Linked DNA regions of Homo sapiens: all the other regions are linked to region 1. The links are chromatin contacts, found by Hi-C in ENCODE. All regions are on one chromosome and are shown on one strand. Each heading gives the region's core, a stretch centred on a gene start or an enhancer-like site at or near the end of the contact. The rest is flanking DNA. Distances are from core to core; before and after follow the strand shown. Region 1 holds the start of USP53 (ubiquitin specific peptidase 53). Region 2 holds the start of BBS12 (Bardet-Biedl syndrome 12). Region 3 holds the start of NUDT6 (nudix hydrolase 6).

Evidence for each region. Hi-C counts contacts between places; a loop is a spot of excess contacts on that map. Pooled maps may share reads with other maps.
Region 2: a loop to region 1 is called in a map of CD8-positive, alpha-beta T cell, with 17 times the contacts of the local background. The contact joins the promoter of BBS12 here to the promoter of USP53 in region 1. A Hi-C loop is called at or near these places in 3 of 168 maps with a recorded cell type or tissue (CD8-positive, alpha-beta T cell and naive thymus-derived CD4-positive, alpha-beta T cell) and 7 of 50 pooled maps.
Region 3: a map of CD4-positive, alpha-beta T cell shows a loop between it and region 1 (6-fold over the local background). The contact joins the promoter of NUDT6 here to the promoter of USP53 in region 1. A Hi-C loop is called at or near these places in 2 of 168 maps with a recorded cell type or tissue (CD4-positive, alpha-beta T cell and naive thymus-derived CD4-positive, alpha-beta T cell) and 9 of 50 pooled maps.

What each region holds. Positions count from the first base shown.
Region 1 is chr4:119,211,263-119,213,962 of GRCh38, forward strand. It overlaps USP53 (ubiquitin specific peptidase 53), which reads left to right and starts at 1,451. Exons shown (of 19, transcript NM_001371395.1): 1 at 1,451-1,611. LOC101929762 (a long non-coding RNA gene) reads right to left here and starts at 1,382. Exons shown (of 3, transcript NR_125931.1): 1 at 1,265-1,382. RefSeq lists enhancers at 369-943, 1,066-1,185, 1,517-2,090, 1,796-1,845 and a silencer at 1,316-1,445.
Region 2 is chr4:122,731,307-122,734,006 of GRCh38, forward strand. It overlaps BBS12 (Bardet-Biedl syndrome 12), which reads left to right and starts at 1,398. Exons shown (of 2, transcript NM_152618.3): 1 at 1,398-1,578. It also overlaps the pseudogene CETN4P. RefSeq lists a silencer at 1,068-1,287 and an enhancer at 1,648-1,857.
Region 3 is chr4:122,921,159-122,923,858 of GRCh38, forward strand. NUDT6 (nudix hydrolase 6) reads right to left here and starts at 1,439. Exons shown (of 5, transcript NM_007083.5): 1 at 1,177-1,439. The coding sequence starts at 1,414. AFG2A (AAA ATPase AFG2A) reads left to right here and starts at 1,920. Exons shown (of 16, transcript NM_145207.3): 1 at 1,920-2,147. The coding sequence starts at 1,985. RefSeq lists enhancers at 1,583-2,119, 1,912-2,281.

The DNA of each region.
Region 1 (2,700 bases), core at 201-2,700:
TATACACCTGAGAGTTCTTGGTGCACAGGACACGTGGTAGGTAAATCCATGATGGGAAAGAGACTGCTCAAGGAGACATGGATTAACATTAAACAGAAACAGCAAAAGAAAATGGAGTGCTGGCGAACAGAGACCACGCAGCGGAAAAACAGTATTTAAAGTGCACCAGAAAAGTAGCTGCAGAATGAGGAGAAAATGACATTAGAGAAACGGAGGGAAGAGTTAATGGTGTGCTCTTATTGTTTTAAAAATGCAGAGTAGGATCTTTTTTTCCCCCACCCCTCCCAAAGTTTTTAATATTTTGAGGGCAGAAACCACGGCTTTATTTCATCCTATTTCTGACAGTGCCTAGTTCAGTAAAGGGAACATAGTAAATGCTCAATAAATTCTTAATGATTCAGCCTCAGACATTACAAACGGGTCCTATTTGTCTCCTGTATCAACGACCAATATTTCTTCCCCCTCTTTCTTCAAATAAACTTTTAGAAGTGCCTCTGGGTTTACTGAAATCCATTTTTACAATTAGTATGTTCAACTTACACCAGCTTTGGAATGAGTTCCAAAACCTTCTTTATTTACTTGAGAGATATTCGGTATCAGTGACGATGGGTTTTTCCTTTACTACTATTCCTAAGAAAGGTTTATTCAAAATCAAAGTTTAGCCCAATTCCCAGCAGTACCTTTTAACTTAAAACCTGTTCGAAAGCACGGCAAAGAGGCGGACAGACTTTTCTGACAATCATTAACCAGGTCAACAGACTTATTAAAGCTATCTAATTAAAGGCAAGAAACAACTGCTTGGGGAATACACATTCACGCCACAGGAAGCCATTTAACTGCAAATAGATCGTCTAACGACTCACGGAAATCTAAAGGAAACTGCGTGTCCGCATGGGGTTCTGATGCCAAACTACGGATTGTTCTCTCAGGTAACACCTAACCTAAGTGAAGTCCTTGGTGGATCCGCGTTCTTGAGCTTAGAAAATACCGAATGAACTACCAAGAGCACCAGAATAATCGCCTCCTCCTGAAGAACTAGCCTCTTTCTCACCACACCAGACAGCACGTCCTACAACCACCTTTCCCCCAACAACCAAACTCCAGCGCCAAGCTGCCGCTTTTGCAGAAATGTTCTATCTCTTGGTCTCGCGCGATCTCGCGCCTCCGAGGAAGCCAACTGTATCGCGCACGCCATCAAATCCCCGCGGGAATAGAATTCCGCAGGTCCAGAAAGCCGGGAAATCGCGAGCGGAGGCGGAGTTACCTCGGTGAGCGTGAAGGCGGAGCCCGCTCCGAGGGGCGGGCTCGAGGCGGGGAGAGGGGCGGGGCTCCAGGGACCTGTTGATCGCAGGTGTCACTGGCCTGACTGGTCCCTGGGTATTGGGGCGTATGCGCATGCTCCGCTCACAGGGTCGGGCTCTGGGCGGCGGAGACCAGCCGCCTGTGCTCCAGTTCCCGGTGAGCCTCGGTACTGTGGCAGCAGTCAGTGTGTCTGGCGGGTGTCGGCGTGAAGCGGGGCTGGGCCAGCGGGAGGTAGCTCTGTGGGAGTGGAAGGCCTGTATTTCTCTACCTGGACCGCACGCTCCTCGCGCAAGGAGGGTAGAGCTCAAGGTAAGTCTCCGAAACTAGCCCTCTGGTTGGAGATCCAGAGACCTGCGACCCCCGCGGGCCTGACCGGGACACTCTCATTCTAGCCCCAGAGCTCGTCTCTCCCCTCGCAGCCCGGCGACCTCCTATGGCCCCGGCCCTCTGGGCACACACACACTCTCTTTGCTGGGCGGTTCAGACGCCAGAGGTCACGCAGCCCTTTCGCCCCTTCTCGCCGCGTCTGGCGGAGATGCCTCTGGCCAGGCTGGAGGCGCTCGCGAGGCGGGAGGAGGTGCTGTACTTGTTGGGTCCTGGATGTTATTGCTGCCGTGTTTGAGGGCGGCGACAAGCTGGAGTCCTGCTGGGATTGTGAGTAATACCCTTACTTGGCTCCTGCCCCTGGCTGTCCAAGCCACATTGCCTCGCCTGAGCACACAGTTTTTTACTTAAAGGGGTCCAGGATGGTTATGCTCCCTCCTTGGAGAAGAGAGATGACTGGACTCGTGAGATTCTTGGGGTGGTGGTTTCTCAGTGGTAGTGGTGATGTATATAAAGTTAATGTTTAGCTTCTAAAGGGCGGCTTACGGGGCATTTACCAAACTATTTTTAAACAGTGTTGGAGAACAGGAAGTACTTGCACAGGTGTAATAGGGAGGGTTTCTAAAACCTGCAATCTGAGGATGTTTTGAGGTTTGTAACCCTGCTACAAGGTTTTCTTTATCAATGCAAAGTATGCAGGGAATTACCAGTTGGACAGCAAAGTTTTCCGAAAGTTTCCTTATCTGGAAATAGATATATATATATATATATATGTGTGTGTGTGTATGTATGTATGTATAAATATATATATTTGCAAAGAATATCTAAGGCTATTTTTGAGGTAGGTTTAATAGTAAACTTAACCTGTAGTCCCAGCTACTCGGGAGGCTGAGGCAGGAGAATTGCTTGAACCGGAGGTTGCAGTGAGCCGAGATCGCGCCACTGCATTCCAGCAGGGGCGACAGAGCCAGACTCCGTCTCCAAAAAACAAACAAACAAACAAAAAAACGCAGTACACTTAGGAAGGTTTTTGTGATTAAGATCTGATTCACTTTTAGTTATTAAAAGAAAAGG
Region 2 (2,700 bases), core at 148-2,647, 3.5 Mb after region 1:
TTCCAAATTCTGGCCCCATTCTCTCTATCCTGCAATATAGCCTCATTATTTCCTGACAAAAACCTCTTCTCCACATCATAGTCTTCTCATTACTACCCTGAAAACATATTTAATCTTGCTCTTCCTATCTCCCATCCTTAAAAACCTAGTTCTAATTGCTTCTCTATAAAACTTCTGATTGCTCCAGCCCTAAAATGTAGCAGGTTATTGCTAGTATTTCTTTGAAAAATAAAATCATAACTATATCATTTTTATACTCATAATGGCAAAAAAAAATCTTCAAAACTAATGGTGCCAATTCCTTCTTTATCAACTTCAGCTACCATTTTTTAAATTTCTTCTTTCTTTGGTTCAAATCCTAAGGCCCACACTGCAATCTGAAATAGGAAGAAAAGGAATTATAATATGCCATGATTTCTTTCTAAGCTTTTTAACTCCCTATTAAGAGCTTCTCTCTTTTCTATTATGGACTGAGCATAAACAGAAAATTAGGTCAGCAGGCCTGTGTTTCAGTCCTACTGTGCCATCATGTACATCACTGTTACACCCTGGGCTTTTGCCTACTCATTTATAAAACACAATTAAAATGCTTAACAAGATATCGTTTTGCTAATGCAGGGCAGGCATATGCACTGAAGAGACTTTATATTAAGCTTTCAGAAGACTACTTTTAAAGAAAGCCTTAAAGATTGCCACAAATAATATGGTTTTTAAAATGATTTAGAATTAGAAATAATTTCAGAACCTTCTTTTACATCGATGGTTCCAGACCCATCAATATCAAATAAATTAAAGGCGTCTTTAATTTCTTGCTTTTGGGATTCATTCAGTTCAATTTTTGCTGCTCTTTTCTTCCATTGGTCTGAACTTGTATGGTAGTTAGATGCCTGTAATACACACACATATGGGTGAAAGATAAATTATATAACTGGAATAGTTAGCAGAACCAGAATAATTGATGATAAACTATATTAAAGTACCTATTTCCTACTATAAAATGAATCTCAACAGGAGTAAGGAAGGAGTGCAGTTGCTGCCAGGGGCAGCCTTCCTTGCTCTGGCGGAAAAACTTCGGCCCCGGCCCCAGCAGAAGGTTACAGCTTCACACTCACCAGGTCCCCAGCCGGCAGCCGGCGCTCTCAGCCGGGACCTCCCGGCGTCACCTCCCGCAGCCCCGCCCAACCCAAGTCTTCACAGCTCACTGGCGGTTGCTAAGGCCGCTCTCACCGACCTCTCTCAGCCCCGCCCACCCAGCCTGAGTTATTGACATCCAGTTCATCCAATGGACAGAAAAAAAGGCCTTTAAACCAGCCCTTTCTCTCTACTCCCTACCAATAGCGTGACGTCCCCGCCTTTCGCAGCCCGGCGTTAAGCGGAACTTCTCTCTCCAGCTGTGTCTCTTAGCAACTAAGCCCCCGGCTCCTCCAGAAGCCCCTCTTCGCACATGCGCAAACTGCGGACGGGGAACTGGGCTCCCTAGCCCTGGCGTTTTTGGTGTTGCTGTCCCAGCCAGAATCGCGTCTGGCCGGTGGGAAGCCGGGAACTCCAGCCCCCTGTAGGAGAGGAGAAAGGAGCGAGGTTAGTAGTGAGGTGCTTCCGCTGACTGCTAAGCTAAGTCTTTCCTGAAGACGTGGGAGCCCGTGTGTTTGATTTTTCTGTCCTCTTCGGGCCAGGGAAAGAATGAGAATCTAGGGCCTGGAGGTCCTGGGGTGAATTGGTCCAGCATGTGGCTAGGAGTACTAGAGGAAGAGGGGACTGCCCTTTCTTTTTGCCGCTAGACTTTCCTCATTTTCTACAGTGCCTGGAGCTGGGCCTTCAGCCATTTACCTCCTCCCTGTTTTGGGCAGGGATTCTGGCATGGTAGACACCAGAATTCTGTATAGCAGTGGCATGGGGTAACAGTGTCGTTGGAGGGACGTGGGTATTGGGATAAGCATGGGTCTTGGGATGTATTTAAAGCTTCACTACATACATAGATAAACGTTTTTACATGTTTCGTGTAGCATTTGTTTACGAGGTAGGACTTTGGCCCCACCCATAATTACTATCGGACCCCGCCCTCCAACCCCAACACACACACACACACACACACACACACACACACACACACACACACACATCCAGCCATTTCCTTGGCCCAGTCCTAAGATTTGGCCAGTTGTCAACGATATCAACTTGATCTGCACTTCAGAGTCAGACACAGGTAGTCTGATTATCCAGTTGATTCAGTAACGGCCTAGATTTAGATACTTGTGAAACTTTTGTAAACCAACTCAATCTCTTGTCCAGAGGGCCAGATTTACTGCTTCTGCCCGTTCTGAATTTGGCCAGGAATCAGCTTAAAGGACAGGGGAGAAAGACTGAGGTAGGATGGACCACTGACTTCCTGGTGGGAATGAAGGAATGAGAGAATCTTAAAACTTCTAACCTTTAATTGCTCACACATGCGGACCCCTTTTATGCCTCCTACAATGTCTTCTCTAGAGGAAATATTTTCTAAAAATTATACTGGATTCTTCAAAAATGGATTCAGGAAGAATACTAACTTTAGTCTTTTTTTTTTTTTTTTTTTTTTTGTCTCACTTATCTTCCTGAAGGCAGGAGAGGAAAACAAGTGCAAAGTGCATTCTTGAAGCACTCTGTCAAATCACTTTTCATGCTTCATTGAGTAGAAACATGGCACATTTTCCAAAGCCATCA
Region 3 (2,700 bases), core at 189-2,688, 3.7 Mb after region 1:
ACCCACCACCGTCCCTGGTTAATCATAAAAGAAGCGTTATTCTAAAAAACTCCAGTTCTCGCTGAGACAGCTGTTGACCCAATTTGTATACAAATGTGACACTCTGAACCTCTCTGGTTTAGTATTTGATAGCCCAACAGGGTGACTATATTCAATAAAGATTCAGGCTGGGTGCAGTGGCTCCTGCCTGTAATCCCAGCACTTTGAGGGGCCAAGGCGGGAGAATCAGTTGAGCCCGGGAGACTGAGACCAGCCTGGGCAACACAGTGAGACACCGTTTCTAGAAAAAATAGAAAAAAGCCAGATGCGCGCCTGTAGTCCTAGCTACCCAGGAGGCTGAGGTGGGAGGATTGCTTGAGCTCAGGGGTTGGAGGCTGCAGTGAACCCTGATCCTACCACTGCACTCTAGCCTGGGAGACAGAATGATACCCTCTCTCAAAAAAAAAAAAAAAAAAAAAAACAAACTGTACATTTAAAAATAACTAAGAGTAACTGGATTATGGTTGAATGCTTGTGGTGATGAGTATCTCATTTACCCTGATGTAATTATTACACATTTATACCTCTATCAAAATAGCTCATATACCCCATAAACATACACACCTACTATGGACCCACAAAAATTAAAAATAAAAAAGAAAAGCCTCTTTGGTCCACTCAGTCCACCACCCGTATTAGAATGTAAGAGTTTTTTTCCTTGGGAAAAGTGTCCGACAGAACCAAGGCTCGGTAAAGGATACTAATAATGTAATAATATAATATTAACAAACATCTACTGAGCTTTAAATACGTGGCAGGCACTGTGCTGTGCACTTTATGTGCATTATCCAAATTAACTCTCAGTAATTCCAGGAGTTCTTATCACCGGGGTCTGTGGAAGAGGAAATGGTGGTTTACGGCAATTTCCGAATGTCGCACAGTAGAAAGTGGACCAGCAACCAGGGTTGCAGATCCCAAAGTCCGGGATCTTCACCATTTCACCCAACCGCCTTAGAGACCTCCCAGCAAAAGGTCTAAGCACGAATGCTCCAGAAAACAGGTCCAGGTCACGCGTGCCTTCTCCCTTTCCCTCTGGGCTCGACAGTGGTGCACAGAGCGACTAGGGAGTGGGGGCCGCGGTTATTTCATTAGAAAAGCTCTGGAGCCCCGGGAGCCCTTCGTCCCAGGCGCACTTGCCCTGCAAGCCCTTCTGGAAGGCGGCAGCGTCCAGGCGGTCCAGCGCATCGAGCCGCGCCAGGCGCACCGAGATGCCCCCGAATCTGTCCAGCTCGCCCTGCAGATCGCACGCTCCAACTGGCGGATTCCGCACGTAACCCTGTGCGCCCGAGGCCCAGCGGTAACCCGCCGAAGGCCCGGGGCCGTAGGTTCGGGCAAGCATCGCGCGCCAGCGGCCCCAGCTCAGTGGCTGCCGCATCTCCACGCCGCTTAATTCGTCCGTTGCCCAAATGACCCCTCCGCGCTCCAGAGCGGAGATCGCGGCCGTACATTTTAGAAGAGTGCCATCAATACCCTCAGAGTTGAGCTGGGGTTACCACTCTGCAGAGCTATGCCAAGGAGACCGCGAAGTGGTCCACCAGCCCTTCTCAGCAATTTGCCCCGCTCCAGTTAAGCGGGGAAAACCTCCTCCCCCACCGCCACTCACTTATTTTGTTTGGTAGTTTAATTCAACAGACGTTGGTTTAGGGATGGGGAAGCCGGGAGGAGATGCAAAAACGTCCTGTTTTTCAGGAATTTACAATCTAAGTGGCAGTTCCGTTCCTGGAACCTATCTTCTTTCACAGATGCCGTTACAGCTGTTTCAAAGACTGCTGGTTTTGAAAACGCTCAGTCCCTCCCACCACGCTGTGCACTGCTGCGCTCCACTCAGGGGATTACGGCGCAGGGGCGGACCCTCGCTGACTTCTGCCCCGGAAGTTTTTCTCTCAGTTGAAGCGCGCACATTGAGTCGGCTTTTCTACTGCTTCGGCTAGGGTACCTTGTGACCATGTCTTCCAAGAAGAATAGAAAGCGGTTGAACCAAAGCGCGGAAAATGGTTCGTCCTTGCCCTCTGCTGCTTCCTCTTGTGCGGAGGCACGGGCTCCTTCTGCTGGATCAGACTTCGCGGCAACCTCCGGGACTCTGACGGTGACCAACTTATTAGAAAAGGGTAAAGAATTCCGGGTGGGAGACTAGAGGCCGAGGGGGCGCAACCTGAGGGGCGGGAGACTCAGTGATACTGACTTGGGGTGCAGAGACTTTTGAAAGTTGGGCGTGGCATGGGTCTGAGAGCGGCACAGAAGCGTGTAAGACTTCTGTATGTAAGAAGCATGCAAACGTAGCCGCGCCTGCACTGGAGAAGTTAGGCTGAAATGGTTTATCCGTGTCCAAGGTTTCTCTTTTGTAAATTATTTTGAATTTTTAAGTTGCACTTGAAACGCTTTGTCTCATTTAACATTAACGACACATTTAATTGCAAAATTGTTCATAACTAGCGAACATGGGATACTTATCCTAAAAAACTAAATAACCAATTCAGTAAAAATGTGGATCACTCTGCCTTTAGGAGTGATGATAGCATTTTCTTCCAGTACTACGCAGGTTATGATATTTAATAACTGCTAGTAACTGCACACTAGTGTTAGCAGTATATATAGCTCATCTAATTTCTACAGAAGCCGTGACCGATGGGTATAGTAATGACAGTTTTATAGAGGGAGGAA